Linked DNA regions of Homo sapiens: region 2 is linked to region 1. The links are chromatin contacts, found by POLR2A ChIA-PET in ENCODE. All regions are on one chromosome and are shown on one strand. The core of a region is the stretch at or near the end of the contact, and the rest is flanking DNA. Distances in the headings are between cores, read along the strand shown.

What was found. ChIA-PET counts read pairs that join two places held with the same protein, here RNA polymerase II (POLR2A).
Region 2: POLR2A ChIA-PET joins it to region 1 with 10 read pairs in activated T-cell. The contact joins the promoter of XPO5 here to the promoter of HSD17B8 in region 1. POLR2A ChIA-PET finds 5 or more read pairs at or near these places in 2 of 52 experiments (BJ and activated T-cell).

The regions. Positions count from the first base shown.
Region 1 is chr6:33,202,047-33,209,776 of GRCh38, reverse strand. HSD17B8 (hydroxysteroid 17-beta dehydrogenase 8) reads right to left here and starts at 5,122. Exons shown (of 9, transcript NM_014234.5): 1 at 5,057-5,122; 2 at 4,658-4,875; 3 at 4,440-4,556; 4 at 4,238-4,330; 5 at 4,052-4,137; 6 at 3,865-3,949; 7 at 3,601-3,643; 8 at 3,328-3,402; 9 at 2,946-3,139. The coding sequence starts at 5,108. The coding sequence ends at 3,123. It overlaps SLC39A7 (solute carrier family 39 member 7), which reads right to left. Exons shown (of 7, transcript NM_006979.3): 3 at 7,652-7,705; 4 at 7,350-7,514; 5 at 7,077-7,217; 6 at 6,671-6,867; 7 at 5,340-6,236. The coding sequence ends at 5,964. RING1 (ring finger protein 1) reads right to left here and starts at 1,277. Exons shown (of 7, transcript NM_002931.4): 1 at 1,133-1,277; 2 at 877-1,012; 3 at 1-151. The coding sequence starts at 954. MIR219A1 (microRNA 219a-1) reads right to left here and starts at 1,942; the gene lies at 1,833-1,942. RefSeq lists enhancers at 3,529-4,409, 4,410-5,292.
Region 2 is chr6:43,572,192-43,579,921 of GRCh38, reverse strand. It overlaps XPO5 (exportin 5), which reads left to right and starts at 3,884. Exons shown (of 32, transcript NM_020750.3): 1 at 3,884-4,162; 2 at 6,321-6,442; 3 at 7,344-7,416. The coding sequence starts at 4,058. POLH (DNA polymerase eta) reads right to left here and starts at 3,737. Exons shown (of 11, transcript NM_006502.3): 1 at 3,482-3,737. RefSeq lists enhancers at 1,639-2,139, 3,468-3,717 and a silencer at 3,738-3,937.

The DNA of each region.
Region 1 (7,730 bases), core at 3,873-6,372:
GGGCTGTGACAATGCAGTCAGAGCAGAATCTGTGGAGGCACTCCTTGGTGGTCATCGTATTCTTCAGCATGTCCAGGCAGATAGGGCACATGAGTTCTGAATGCAGTGACCGAGGGGAAACAGCAATCTCTGTGCCATCCATTATGGCTTCCTGAAGGCATCAGTGAGTAGAAAGGTGGTGTGGGTTAGAGGGAAAGGGGTTTTAGAAACAGCAGCCCATAAAATAAGAATTTTGAGAAATACAGTGAGAAGACCCATGTTGGTCTCTATAGGAGACAAGAATTCTGAGAAAGAGAAGGACTGATGACTTGGAGCAAATGGAGAAAAGACAGACTTTAGTGTCCATTAACTAAGAGTAGGAGCTTTGGAATAGGAGGATCTGAGGTGGCTAAGTGGCCTAGGAGTGAAGATGGCACAAATCTGTGGTTGGGAAAAACTATTCAACAAAATTTTTTAAAGTCCTGGTGCTACCTGTATTAGAACCCCATAGGGTGCCTGTTAAAAATTCAGATTCTGAGAACCCAATTCACTACTGAATCAGAATGTTGGGGGGCATGAAGCTCTGCTTTTAATAAACTCCCAAAGTGAGTCTTATGTGCACTGACTTATGACACTGAATGAGGAACAGGGAAGGTAATTTTTGTGTTTGTGATCTTTCAAATGAAGATAATAATACTTGTTCCACCTCTCTGGCAGGGCTGTTTTGAGGATTAAATGAGCTAAATGCGAAAGTGCTTTGGAAAGATTAAGGTGATTCAAAGGTAGGGCCAGGCAAGGCAGAATAGAGCAAATTACGGAAAAGAAGCTGTGTGATGCGGTCTGTGGATATAAGGGTTTGGGGGAGGGGGTAAGCCTGAAAGGGAGAATGCCTGTCACCTGCGGGGTCCGGTGCAGCTCATACAGACTCAGTTCCCACGTTTTGCTGGCATTCTGGGCATTCGCCGGCGTCGTCATGGTGACCGGGCGCAGACCCCCCACCAGGGCTCCACAGCCGAGGAGAAGGCGAAGAAGGCTGGGGGTGGGGGGAAGGGGAGGAGGGCGTCAGGGGGGCCGCCCCTCGCGTAGACCCCGCCCCTCCAGAAGCGCCCCTCTCCGCCCCCGCTCCCGCCCCCGCGCCGGCACTGCCCCTCACCCAGCTCCAGCCGTTCGCGCTCCCGCCGCCGCCGCGCCTCTCCCTAGGCCCGGGCTCCTGGGCCAAGTTCGCTCGGTCCGCAACCGCTGCTCAGACAGCAGCTCCCGCCACCGCCGCCGCCATGGCCCGGGCGCTGGGGCCCTACGTCACTTCCGCCTGCTCCTCCGCTACACCCGCTCCCCCCGCCGGCGGAGACGTCACCCACCATTCGCGGCGCGGGTGGGACGGGACGTGGACGCCGCGGTTCTCCCGCCCACGGGACGGGCTCGTCCCGCGTGAGGATCCTGCGTCCCGGGAGTTCTGCGCCACTTAGGGAACCACGGTCTCCGCCCCCGGCCCAGCACCGTCGCGCGGCCAACAACCTTAGCCTCGGTTCCCTTCCAGAGGCCCCCACGCGGGGCCTCAGCTCCGGGGGGCCGGGGCCTGGAATATCTGGGACCCCAGGAGGGGACAGAGGGCTCGTGAAAAGGGCTACCTCCCCCACTCTGCGTACCCTGGCGACTCTGGGGATCAACCCCCCTCACTTCTCCGTAACCCCCATTCCAGGATCCCGGGGGAAAAGGCTGCAAAAGATCTGCCGCTTTAGCCTTCTAGTCCTGAGAACACACCTAGGTCCCGATGTGCCCGGGATTCCCCTTACCACCCTGGGGACTCCCTCCACCCTCTGCTTTGGCTCTCCCTAGACCCTCCGACCCGCTCTCCCGCTCGAGGTTTGGGGGCGGCGGCTCGGGACGTCCAGACTCAACTCTCGGCCGGAGCCATAGACTCGAGAATTGCGTTTGGACAATCAGGAGCCGCGGCCCGGGGCGGGGAAGGGAGGGAGGCGCACGGGAGGAAAGGGGGAATGGAGACACCACGCGGAAACAGGGACATACACAAGATGGAGCTCCCATTGGGAAGGGGGGGTGCGCGTGTGGGTGGGGTACACAGGGGCAGAATGTCTGGAGTGGGAAGTGGGCAGAAGCCTCTTCGAGGACTCTAGAGTAAACGAAGGGGATGGGGAGGAAAGAGAAGAGGAAGGGGCAGAGCGATCCCCATTGAGTGTAGGGAATGAGAGGGATACAGGGCGAGGGGGTGGGGGGCAGTTAGAGACCCTGATGGGCATCTTGTCCCCGCCCGAGCTGAGGCTCCCGGACTTGGGCTGCGGCTGCCAGGGGGTGGCCTGTCCCTGGGACAAGGCAGCAGTGGGTGCCCTCGCCCCCCACCCCAGTTCCCCCCTACTTCCCTGTCCTCTCCTTCAGTCCGTGGCCAGTCCTTATGTGGGCGCCAGAGTCGATTAGCGCAGACCCCCCTCCCCTTCCTCCTCCTCTTCCCAGCCCCCTCCCTCCTGCTCTCTCCAGCCCCTTTCATCGGCTGGTTCATTCCCCTAATCCTGGCCCCCTCCCCTAATCCCCCCCATCCGACCCCAGGCCGGCTGCAGCTATTGTAAGGTGGAGAGAAAGGGGAGGGGGGGACTCAGAGAAAGGAGAGGGGTGGGGGAGGGCCACCTGTTCCAAGACCCCCTTTCAAGGCCAGACTGGACACCAAGATGGGGCCATGAACAAATCACCCTTGGGGACCATAAGAACCCAGGGAGTTGGGGGGAGGGGACTGGTGCTGCAGAACCAGTGGAAAGGGGTGACGCACGAACCCCTCCCTTCAAAAAGACCCGGAGTGTCACGCATACACAGTGACACATACTCTTTCCTCTCACACCCGGCGGCGGGGGTTGCCCTGGGAGACCAGGCAGAGAAAGGGAACAATCCTTCGGGAAAGGGAAAGGAGGGGGAGGTGGGGAAGGGTCTGAGGGCTTGGACACAAGAAGAGCCGGAGGTGGCAGGGAAGAGGACTTGGAATTTATTAGGGTCACAAGCACCCCTGCTTCCCATATTCAGCATTCCTGAACCATACACTGCCACCCCTTTTGTATCCTGGGAACTTAGAGTCCTCATCAGCAGGAGGCCAGGCAGAGTGGTGGGGGGGTGAGCAGAGTCCAGGGTCCTTGAGGCAGTTACATGAAAAGACCTCCTGGGAGGGGCAGAAACATTTGGACAGATGCATGGGTGGAGACACAAATGGGCTAGGGGGTACCCACTTCTGTCCCTGGCCTTGGGAACCTCTGCCCTTCCCAGTGGCTCCAGACTCCCCTTACTTGCTTTCTCATATAGTCTGGGTTCTACTTCTCTGCCCTCTCCCTCCCCATGCTGGCCTCATACCAGTGACTTCCACTGAGGTCCCTGTGATGTATCCACTATCTTCAGATGCCAAGAATGCGACCACATCTGCCACATCTATGAGAATGGTGGGGAGAGGGCAGAATTCTGCTCACTCCCATAGACCCAAAACAGCCATAATCTCCCACCAAAGACATCCCTCCCCACAAACCTCTCCACAGACACCAACCACCAGTCCCCTAGAAAATCCCCAAACTTTGGGGATCTCTTCATTCAGGCCCCCTTCCCAGGGACCCCACTACATTCAGTGCTCACCCTCAGGGTCCCCCAAGTGTCCCATCGGGATCATTTCAGTAATCTGTAAGGAAATACTCATGTGGGTGAAAGCTTCTTTTATGGATTTTTTTGAAGACTGAGTCTGTGACCCTTTTTTGTCTTCATTTCTCATACATTCATTGAATATTTAATGTTTGCCAGGAACTGTGCCCAGTATTCTCTCTCTCTCTCTCTCTCTCTCTCTGTGAAGCCCAGAGAGATTGAGTCTCTGAATGATTCTGCCCTCCACCCACAGCCTCCTACCTTGTCCACCACTTTCTGTGGCACTTTCTGTGTCATGGGTGTTGCAATGAACCCTGGGAGGACAGAGTTACAGCGGATCCCATGTCTGTGGGAAGGAGAGTGGCTGCCGATTCTGGAGAGGGCTGAATGCTGGTACCTCCCTCAGACCCCCCAGGTGCTCCCCAGCACCCTCAAGCATCTGACCAACCGTCCAAGCTCCCGGGCTGCGGTCTGGGTCAGCCCAATCACTCCAGCCTTGGATGCTGCATAGTTTGTCTGCCCCACGTTCCCCACCTATAGGTGAGTCAGAGATGTGGAATGAGTCAGGAGTCTCAAGGAGGGGTTCTCCTCTCTATACCACTTGGCTGGCTGACCTCGTCCAACTCAACCTGACCTTTCCTACGATGCTACTGATGTTGATGATGGAACCACGACAACCATTGGACACCAGGGCTTGTGCTGCAGCCTGAGTGACTAGGAAGGTGCCCTGGCGGGAAAGGGTAACAAGGGAGAAAAGATCAGCTGGGGTGACAGCCCTCCTCCAACTCCCTCCCCAGGCTAAGGGGGCCAAACGTCGCAGGTTCAGAGATCGCCACCTTGAGGTTGACAGCTATGACTTTGTCCCAGTCATCCTCAGACATGTGCAGCAGAAACTCATCCTGGGTGATGCCCGCACAGGACACAACGACAGATGGTGGGCGAGAAAAGCAGGCCTATGGGAGGGGGAGGTTACGCATCAAAAACCCCCCACAAAAAGCCGGGGCAGTGGAGGCAATATCAGAGCTTTAGAGGGGGAAAGTGGCCTAGCGTTCACCTGCACTTGTTCCAGCAGGCACCTGGCGGCCCTGGCCTCAGACACGTCAGCCTGGAAGGCAGCATGGTTCCCTCGGGGCGGCCCCTCCTTGCTCCCTGGCCCGCCCAGCAGCCGCACCGTCTCCTGTGCCGCTGCCCGGTCCAGGTCGCAGGCAGCTACGGTGGCCCCCTCTCCGGCCAGGCGTACACTGACCGCTCGGCCGATGCCGCTCCCCGCACCTGAGGTAGGACAGAACACGCCGGACCGGGCACGGGGAGGAGAGGGCAGGGATCAGAGGTCACAGGGCAGAAAGTAAAATGTGGGTAAGGGGCCAGAGGTCACAGCGGCCGCGCACTCCAAGGGCACGCCCCTGACCTCACTCCAATACCCCAAACCGCCCGGGGAAAGAACCCCCTCAACCTGTGACCAAGGCCAGTGCGGAGCGGAGTCGGTTCTGGAGCTGAGACGCCATGGCGGGCTGTGGGTGGGTGGGAATCCCAGCACTAAGCCAATCCCAGCGCAGAGGGGCGTGGCAAGGGCAAAGCCGGGGCCAATCAAAGGCCCGCCAGCCTTAGGCCATCTGCGGCCACCAGCGCAGGCCGACCTCCCACCGAGGGGGCGTGGCCCGACACTGCTGCTTAGGGGCCCCGGGTGTGGAGAAGACAAGGGGCCCCATTCCCCCCAAAAAGACAAAGACTGCATGTGGGGCGGAAGATCGGAGGTCTTTATTTCCGGTTACCACCCCTCCCCCTCGATTCAAACACAGTGATATAAAAGGAATAGAAACAAAAAAAATCAGGCCATGAGAATACCAACTAACCCTCTCCCACCCCATCCCCCCAATCACTCCCAAATCAGGACACACGATTGATGTTTGATGTTTATCCCCGACTCCTCCTGTTACCCTCTCTGTCCAGGACTCTGGTCTTCCCTGAAGCCTCCACCAACTGGTGGGAGAAAGGAAACTGGACCTTGGAGAACTTCCTGTGTAGCAACTTGGTTCTCCGAGAACAGGTGGGGTAGGGGACACCAGGTAGGCTGCCATCACCCCCTGTCCCTTCCAGCCTTCTTCATGGCCCCATTTAGCCTTCCAAATGCAACATGGTCAGACAGTGCCCAACACTATGGTCCCTCTGGCCTCTCATTCTCACCGCTCCAGCCTCTGTAAGACTGCCAGCCCTTGAAGGCCCTAATGCCAAAGTAACCATTCTCCCAGGCTACAGTTCCTTCCTTTGGCAGATGTCCCTGGCCAGGGCCCCCAACCTCTACGCACCCCTGACCTGGAGTTAGGGGTAGAGGTTTGGGGCAGGGGTAGTTTATCCACCCCTCACTCAAGGTGGGCAATCAGCACCATCATGATAACTCCCCCCAGCAGCCCCAGCACCTCCAGAAGTGATTGCAATGGTGATGCCTCCCTCAGCAGCTCGGGCAACACAGACACTGTTGCTACGTAGATAAAGCCACCTGCAGTAAATGGCAGGACCCAGCCAGGACCTGCACCACCTGCAATTTCACTGCCCACTGCTCCTCCTTCAGTGAGAAGGGCACAGGCTGTGCCTGCCAGTGCCCCTACTGCTGTCAGTAGTTGCAGACGCATCGCCTGATGGGCAGAAAAGAGAAAAAGGCACTCACCAATAGCTAAAGATTATCAGTGGTTTAGAAGTGGCTGGTGGGGTATAGGTATAGGGGACATGGATTTGGAAACTAAACATCAAAATAAAAAGAGAAGAGGGAGCAGTCTAGAATAGACAATTTCTGAAAAATCTTAAGAGATCAGAGGTCCTTTCCACAGACTTTCTGATTGAGTAGGCGTGTGTGTGTAAGACTCCACTAAACCATTCAGATGGTTTATAGACCAGTTTAAGAAATACTGAGCTAAAGGACAAAGTAACCAGAACTTCTTCCCCCTCATTTCTAGAGGACTTGTCAATGACAGTATGAATTGTTTGGAACTAATAAGAGGCTGTTTGGGTTTAGGGTGAGTGAGGAGAGATAAAGGGTTTGAGGCAGCTGTGTTTGGCAGACATCACCAACCTGCTTTTTGCTGCAGCCAGACTGGACCAAGATGGCAAAGTCTCCGACCTCGTGGGGCACTTCATGTAGCAGGACAGTCATTGTGGTCAGGATCCCTAGTCCCCGGCCCCCTCGAAAGGAAGCCCCAATGGCCAGACCATCAGTGAAGTTGTGTGCCAAGTCAGCAGCCAGATTCAGGTACCCCGACACACGCAGGTCTTGTACAGGACAAGAAGAGAAAATGATCAGAGGCTTCCATCACCACTTGTTCCAGTCTTGGTCAGCTATTCTCACACCTCCCCTCAGAGACCACTTTACACCCAGTCCTTTAGTGTTTCTCAGATACCTGCCATTACCCACAGCACATATTCCATGTGATTTGTGATGATGTCCCTTGCCCAAATTTATCACCAACTCTGGCCCTTACCTAAGCCTCTTTTTTCTTCTTCAGCGTTCTGAGGTCTCACTGGCCCATCTTTGGGTACTGTGCTCCCTCCTCGCCTCTTCTGAACCCCTCTTGTTTCCTTTTCTTCTTCCTCTGAGCTCTGCTTCTCCTTGGTAGAACGCTCTGAGGGAAGAAAAGAGTTGGTCAGAGTGGAGAACAGATCTTCCAACATGTCCTCTCCCTCCTGAGGGCCATAAGATGAGGAGATTCTGAGGCAGGCAAGTCAGCTTTCAGGAAAGTTGTTCCTGGGCTCACCTTGTCTTCCATGTCCATGACTTCCACGTGTATGACTGTGAGCGTGTCCATGTCCATGACTGTGACCATGTCCTCCTTTCACATGTCTCACAAATTTCTCCACGACAAGAAAGGCAACAATTCCACTGAGAACCCACAGTCCCACAGACAGAATGGGGCCCTGGCCTGGGAATGGAGGCATTGAGACATTAAGGGAGATGTGCATTCCAGACTCCTCCTCCTCAAGTGCGGGAGGTGAGGAATAGGGAGAGACGGACCTTCCCCAGCACCCCAACTCCCATCCCCATCTGTCTCTTCCTCACCACTGTGGGAGTGTCCATGTCCGGGTTGCTCCAGAGTGTGGTGAGAATGAGGTTCTGGAAGAAGGGGGGAAAACCAGAT
Region 2 (7,730 bases), core at 2,635-5,134, about 10 Mb before region 1:
TAAATTTAAAAAAAAAAAAAAAAGATTCTTTCACTCAACAACAATCAATAAGGTAGACTTCTGTGACCAAATGTGTGAGGATTTCTCCCCACCAACAAACAAGCAATCAATTCTGCAGCAGACACCAAGTGGGTATCCTCCAATTCGAGTCTGACATTATCTACCTGGAGAAAGCGTCAGATCTCACAGGTTGATGGCTCAGTCCCACAAGACTGCCCCCTACTTCTGATGCCAATCACAAGCCACAGGTTGTTTTACCTGTGCTTCTAACTGACTGGATATAAATTGGGAATCTCATGAGCCCCTCTTTGGGTTCAGTTAATTTGCCAGAGTGGCTCACAGAACTCAGGTAATCAAATTTACTAGTTTATTATAAAGGATATACAGATGAAGAGATACACATGGCAAGGCATGCCCTCCCTGGGAACACCACTCTCCAGGAACTTCCTTTTGCTCCTATCCAGCAGCTCTTCGAACCCTCTCCTCTTGGGCCTTTTATGGAAACTTCATTGGATAGGCATGACTGACATCCGTGTAGAAATGTGACTGGACAAAAAAGATATGATCTAATACTAATAGACTGGGGAAACCCAGCAAGGCCTGTCCAGATTCTTCCTGGCCTCTCTGGGTAGCATTCCTTTCTCCAGGGTATGGGGTAGGAACTCTTCTGAAATGAAAGTCTTATGACCCATAATCAGAAAGGCAGGGGAAGATTAGAGTCCTGCTTTGGGCAGGTGAAAGGAGGGCAGAAGGCCAGAGAGAGATTCTGTTTTCTGAGGCTTGCTTCAAGAGCTCCAACATTATAACGAAAGCTAGGGGAGTTATGAGCTAGGAACCGTGGACAAAAACTAACATACATATATCACAATATCACAGATACTCAACCTGTACTGCTGGCATAAGGATAAATTAGTACAATTTTATGAAGGCAATAGGTATTAAAAGCTTTAAAAATACTTATCCTTAAAAGAACTAACCACAAAATACAAACATAGCCAATTGGCACATAAAAATAGGCTCACCATCATTAGTCATGGGGAAATGGAAATTAAAATGCACATCACCAGGGGAAGAGAACCAATACGGAATCAGTTGACAGACAAATCTCAAGTATAAATTCAGAGAAAAGAGAAGGAGAAAATAATATATAACATCATAGCATTCATGAAAAATGTCAACCTTTTACTCTGAAATACTTTTAGACTTACAGAAAATCGCAAAAATGGTAGAGTTCTCCTACTCCCAGTTTCCTGATGTTAACATCTTACTTAACACAATTACCAAAATTTAAAAATGAACATTGGCATATTATTAACTACATACTTTACTGCCCCCCAATCTGTGGCATTTCCTCGGTTGTTCCTTGTTTTTCATGACCATGACACTTTTTTTTTTTTGAGACAAAGTCTCGCTCTTGTCCCCCCGCCAGGCTGCTTTAAATACTACTGATATTTGACTTCCACAACTATATATACTAACTTAATTGGTATGGGTATGACCTGGGCATGAGTTTTTTGTTGTTGTTGTTGTTTTTGAGTTAGAGTTTCGTTCTCGTTGCGCAGGCTGGAGTGCAATGGCACAGTCTCGGCTCACTGCAACCTACGCCTCCCGGGTTCAAGCGATTCTCCTGCCTCAGCCTCCTGAGTAGCTGGGATTACAGGCGCACGCCACCACGCCCGGCTAATTTTTGTATTTCGAGTAGAGACTGGGTTTCACCATGTTGGCCAGGCTAGTCTCTAACTCCTGACCTTAGGCGATCCACCCACCTCGGCCTCCCAAAGTGCTGGGATTACAGGCGTGAGCCATCGCGCTCGGCCTAGCATGGGGATTTTTTTTTTTCCTAGACAGAGTCTCCGTCTGTCACCCAGGCTGAAGTGCAGTGGTGAGATCTCAGCTCACTGCAACCTCCATCTCCCGGTTTCAAGTGATTCCTCTGCCTCATCCCCATTAGCTGGGACTACAGGCGCGTGCCACCCCGCCCGGCTAATTTTTTGTATTTTTAGTAGAGACGGGGTTTCACCGTGTTAGCCAGGATGGTCTCGATCTCCTGACCTCGTGATCCGCCCGCCTCGGCCTCCCAAAGTGCTGGGATTACAGGCGTGTGCCACCGCGCCAGGCCGGGGATTTTTAAAAGCTCTCCAGGTAATTCCAATATGCAGCAGTTTGGGAGCCAAGACCTAAATAAGACAATCGAAACACCAGCAATCCATGATTTAAATACGAGAAACACAGGTTATACAGTTGAGTGAGCACCCAACTGTATTCTAAAAAAAGTTTTTCAAAAACTAACATTCACCTTGAAAAAAAAAACGTCTTACAACTGCAAAGCAGGAAGGTGAGTGGAAAGAAAAATAATTAAAATCAGAGCAGTCAAAGCATTAATTCCTTATAAATTCCAATCGACCACGCCTAAAACAGGCAGAATGTGATACTTTAAACATTTACAAGTTAAAACTATAACATGCCAGAAGTCCCTCTACTTTGAAGTGGCTTTTCAGTAGTACTGGAACAGACTGAGCCAACAAATAGTATTGTAACACAAAAAAACACAGGCTAAGCACCATATTAGATCCAAATACCAGAAGTGGAGCAAGAATAGGAAGCAGTGATTTATGTTCAGCACACAATTTACTAAGCACACAATCACAAAAACAGACATGCAGACTTTAACAGATAATAAAGCTGTTGAGGTTTTCCGTTTATGTATTTACTGGAGAAAGCAAGAGCTTTATTTATTTATTTTTGAGACGGAGTTTCGCTCTGTCGCCCAGGCTGGAGTGCAAAGGCGCGATCTCGGCTCACTGAACCTCCGCCTCCCGGGTTCAAGCGATTCTCCCACCTCAGCCTCCCGAGTAGCTGGGATTACAGGCGCGCACCGCCACGCCTGTATAAAAATACTAAAAATGCAAACATAATTTTTGTATGTTTAGTAGAAACGGGGTTTCACCATGTTGGTGAGGCTGGTCTCGAACTCCTGACCTCAGGTGATCCGCCCGCCTCCGCCTCCCAAAGTGCTGGGATTACAGGCGTGAGCCACCGCGCCCGGCCAAGAGCTTTATAAAGATGGAAAATGAAGAAGACTTTCTGCCCAAGCCATGCTTTTGGATAAGGATTACACTACTTTGAAACCTTATACATAGCACTTGGCCAATTATCAAAACTGCACAAACCTTCACTGATTGCAATTATTCCCTTTAAACATCTCGAGTTACCCCAATCCGCACAAAACAAGTTTAGTGCCCACCAGGTAATAATACATCCAGGAAAGTAATTCCAAGAGAGAGGTTTAACAACTACAGGGAAAAACATACTTTTTTCTACAAGAAAAATCTTAGAAGACAGTACCAGGGCCTTATCCCTGTTAGCATGATTTATATTTCACGCAACCTTGGCCCAGTCACTGCTACATTATAAAACCAATAGCCAAGGCAACATAGAAAGTCTGAACACAGTGACAGCGAACGGTTCTAAATTTTCTTACCAAGGTAACAAACACCTGGCAAAACTGCCAGCAGCGGTTGCCGAAAATGCTGGGTTCGGTGCCTACTGGAAGGAAAATGGAAGGGCTCCTGAATATCTTTTCGCCTTTCTAGGAGCGGTCCAGTGAGTTTCGAGCGAGATTTATTCCCTGTGACGACGGAGAAACCGAGAAGGGATCGTAAAGGATCCTGCCCGGGCAACCGTCCCCAGCAGGGATCAGACGAGAGCGGCGCGCCCAGCAATGCAGCCGCCAGACTGAGGTCTGACAGCGCGCCCGCTGCGAAGGGCCGTTGACGCGGCTGCGCACCGCGGCCCTTCCGCCTCCCGCCCCGCCCACCTAGGCTCAACCTGCACACGGGAGCCGCCACTTCCGCGGGCGCGTGCGCAGTGGCGGGCCGGGCGCGTGCGCAGCGCCGGCTTCTTCCCAGCGCGAGTTGCTGCTAACGCTCCTCCTCCAGCTTCCCACCCCCGCCGCCCGCCGCGGCCCGGTACCAACGGGTGGTCTCGCCGAGGGAGCTGTCGTGCCTCGTGGTCCCGGGACTGCAGTGGTGTGCGCTCTCGGCGCGTGGCGCTAGGCATGGCGATGGATCAAGTAAACGCGCTGTGCGAGCAGCTGGTGAAAGCGGTGACGGTCATGATGGACCCCAACTCCACCCAGCGCTACCGGCTGGAAGCCCTCAAGGTAGCTGGGGTCCTGGCGTCCTGGGCCGGTCCCGACACCCTCTCCCAGCCCCAGCAGCTCCGGCGCCGCCTGTAACTGGGGTAGTCTCCCGCCCACGCGGCCCCTGGACCTCCTTTCCCAACTCCCCGGGACCTTCCCCTCGCGGCCCTCCGCGCCTCTCCCAAATCGCCGCCTTCTCTACTCGCCGCTCCTGTCCTTTGCCTGGGACACTCCGGTCCCTATGCTGCTTCTCATCTCGCCGCAGCTTCCCACAGCCCTCTCCTCCCCCTTTCCTCGCTTCTGTGCACTCTTGTCCGCAACATGACCCTCGCCCATTTTCATTCCCCAAGCCCGACATCCCCTCGCCTTCCCGAGGCGCACGTGTAGATCCCGCCCCCAACACCAGCTTCGTTCTTTATGGTCTCTCCTGCACTAAACGTTTTCCTGCTGGCCCACTCCCCTGGCCCTGACCGAGCTCCAGCCCCTCTGGTACCCTTATGCTTATATGCTTTAACATCTCGCTAACTTTCGTTTGTGTCTTGGACATTTTCCGGGGAAATTCTCGCACCCCTACTTCTCCCATGTTTTTGAGTGTAATATTTTTAGGCTATTTTGCGCAAAGATAACTTCTACCACTTACTTTGCATTTTAACAAGGGCACTTTGGTTTCCTGAAAGTAGTTTGCGTGAGACCCGAATGCTCTGCTCTTGGGACTGACTTATGTTGCAGTTTGGGGGTGTTAATACAATTCAAGCTTACTTGCCCATAAAACAACGTGTGTGGGCTGTGAGAAATGGCCATTTAGGAGAAAATACTTGTGCTGTACATTTTTAAAGTGATGTTAACTTCAAAAAAGAGAGTGACCACCACTTGGAGGAAATGTTACAATATGTAGATGTCTGCCACAGGGTTTGGAATCAGAAACAATTGGGTTCCATTAGTTTGGTTTTTATTATTAATATTTAAAATAGACACAAAAGTGGAGAGAATACGACAGTGATTCTGCATGTTCCTGTCACCTAAATTCAGCAATCAAAGATTTTACCGCATTTACTTTTTCCACCGCCTATCCTCTCTCCCTGCCTCGAAGGTTTTTAAAAGAAACCCTAGAAATTGTTATTTCACCCCTATGTACGTCAGGGGGATGTCTCTAACAAATAATTTCTTATTCCTTTGTGTCCATTTTTTTCCAACACTAGTAGGGCTACTGTTGGCCGTAGCATGGAAAAAATCTGGAACCATCACGCTGGAAGGAATGTTTATCAGTTCTTTATTCATAATATATATATAATATATACACATAAAATAGAGTGAACACCACTTGGAGGAAATGTTATATATGTGTAACTTTTATATATTTTATATTTTTATTTTTATATTAAATATATATTTTTAAAGCAACTGTGCTTGGAGATCCACATAATATTGATCTAGGTTTTGCAACTTTAAACATATAGCTTAGGTTGGAGTTTCTTTTTGAGTAGGGTCTCACTCTGGTTGTCCAGGCTGGCGTGCAGTGGTGAGATCTCGGCTCACTTCAGCCTTGATTTCTCGAGCTCAAGTGATTCTCCTACCACTTCAGCCTCCTGAGTAGCTGGGATTACAGGCACCTGCCACCATGCCCGGCTAATTTAAAAAAATATTTTTAGTGGGCCGGGCACAGTGGCTCACGCCTGTAATCCCAGCACTTTGGGAGGCCAAGGCAGGTGGGTCACCTGAGGTCAGGAGTTCAAGACCAGCCTGGTCAACATGATGAAACCTTGTTTCTACTAAAAATACAAAAATTAGCTGGGTGTGGTGGCGTGCACTTGTAGTCCCAGCTACATGGGCTCAGGAGGCTGAGGCAGGAGAACTGCTTGAACCTGGGAAGCAGAGGTTGCAGTGAGCCGAGATCATGCCATTGCATTCCAGCCTGGGCGACAGAGTGAGACTCCGTCTCAAAAAAAAAAAAAAAAAATATATATATATATATATATTTAATAGAGATGGGGTTTCGCCATGTTGCCTAGGCTAGTCTCAGACTCCTAGACTCAAGTAGTCCACCCATCTCAGCCTCCCAGAGTGCTGGGACAGGTGTGAGCCACCGCACCCGGCCCTGGTTGGAGTTTCTTAAGATGAAATTCTTTTAGTCCCTATTCTCTCAGCCCTCGAAAGGAAACACTAACTTTTCTTCTTTCAGTTTTGTGAGGAGTTTAAAGAAAAGTGTCCTATCTGTGTCCCCTGTGGCTTGAGGTTGGCTGAGAAAACACAAGTTGCCATCGTCAGACATTTTGGCCTTCAGATCCTGGAACACGTTGTCAAGTAAGGAGCTCTTGGACATTACCACTGAAGTCTGAGAGAACAGATCTTTATATCTTATATAACCTATAGAGATGCTGTTTAGGTGAGTAGAGAAGAGCAATCTCCAAGAAGAGAGGAATGATCCCCTAGATGTTATCAGAACCTCACAGGAGCTCTCATTCAAGATTTAACCTTTCTTTTCTTCAGTTTCTTCATCCATGTAAAGTGTGTGGTACATATTACCCATTCAACAAATATTACCTGCCATTTAGCCAATACTTACTGAGCTCTGACTATATGTCATTAGCCCTCGAAGCCTTTTTAGAGTAATGCAATGTATAGGTCAATGAATCTCTGATTAGGCACTGTGGCTTTCTTTTTTCTCTCTGTCTTTCTGAGTTTGTGTGCCTTCTCTGGGTGGTACATCCAAAGCAGGATTGTATGAGAATAACTGAAAACCCATCCTAACTTGATTGTCCTACCCTCAACACCTATCAGAAGAGGTAGCCTTTAAGACTTAGCCATAGTTTTTCCAGAATTGTTTTGTAAGCCAGCACAGAAAATGACTGATGTCAAAACTGCATTTTCTGAAAAGCAAGTACATTGTTGCAGTTGACCTAGATGTATATTCACTTTTGGCCCATCAATAAAATCATGAGGCAAAGCTGACGTGTGGTACAAATCTTGTGCGGATTCCAGTTAATGGACCACTGCATATATAAAACCTTTTCCCAAGAATTTTTGTGTTAGTATTTTGGTTAAATGTAGATCATTTTTGCCCATTCATTGACAGGTACAAAATCAAAAGTATAATTTCTTAATGAAATCTCCAGTGTAATCAAATGTAGAAATCCATGCTATTCTCTTGTAAAGACAAGACTTCTAAAGTGGTTCTATTGACTTTATGCATTTTGGTGGTCAGGTTTCGGTGGAACGGCATGTCTCGATTGGAGAAGGTGTATCTGAAGAACAGTGTCATGGAGCTGATTGCAAATGTAAGGAATGGGTGGTTGGGAGACATGTTTCCAAGGTAGTTTAGGCAAAGCGTGACTTCTTCAATAGGGAGTTTGTGTAAAAATTCACTGCTTCTAAATAGGTCAGACAGCACAAGAAATCATAATTTAGGCCAGGCACAGTGACTCACACCTGTAATTCTAGCGCTTTGGGAAGCCAAGGTAAGAGGATCACCTGCATCTAAGAATTCGAGAGCAGCTTGGGCAATGCAGTGAGACCCCATCTCTACCAAAAATGCAAAAATTAGCTGAGCGTGGTGGCGCATGCCTGTGGCCCAGCTACTCAGGAGGCTGAG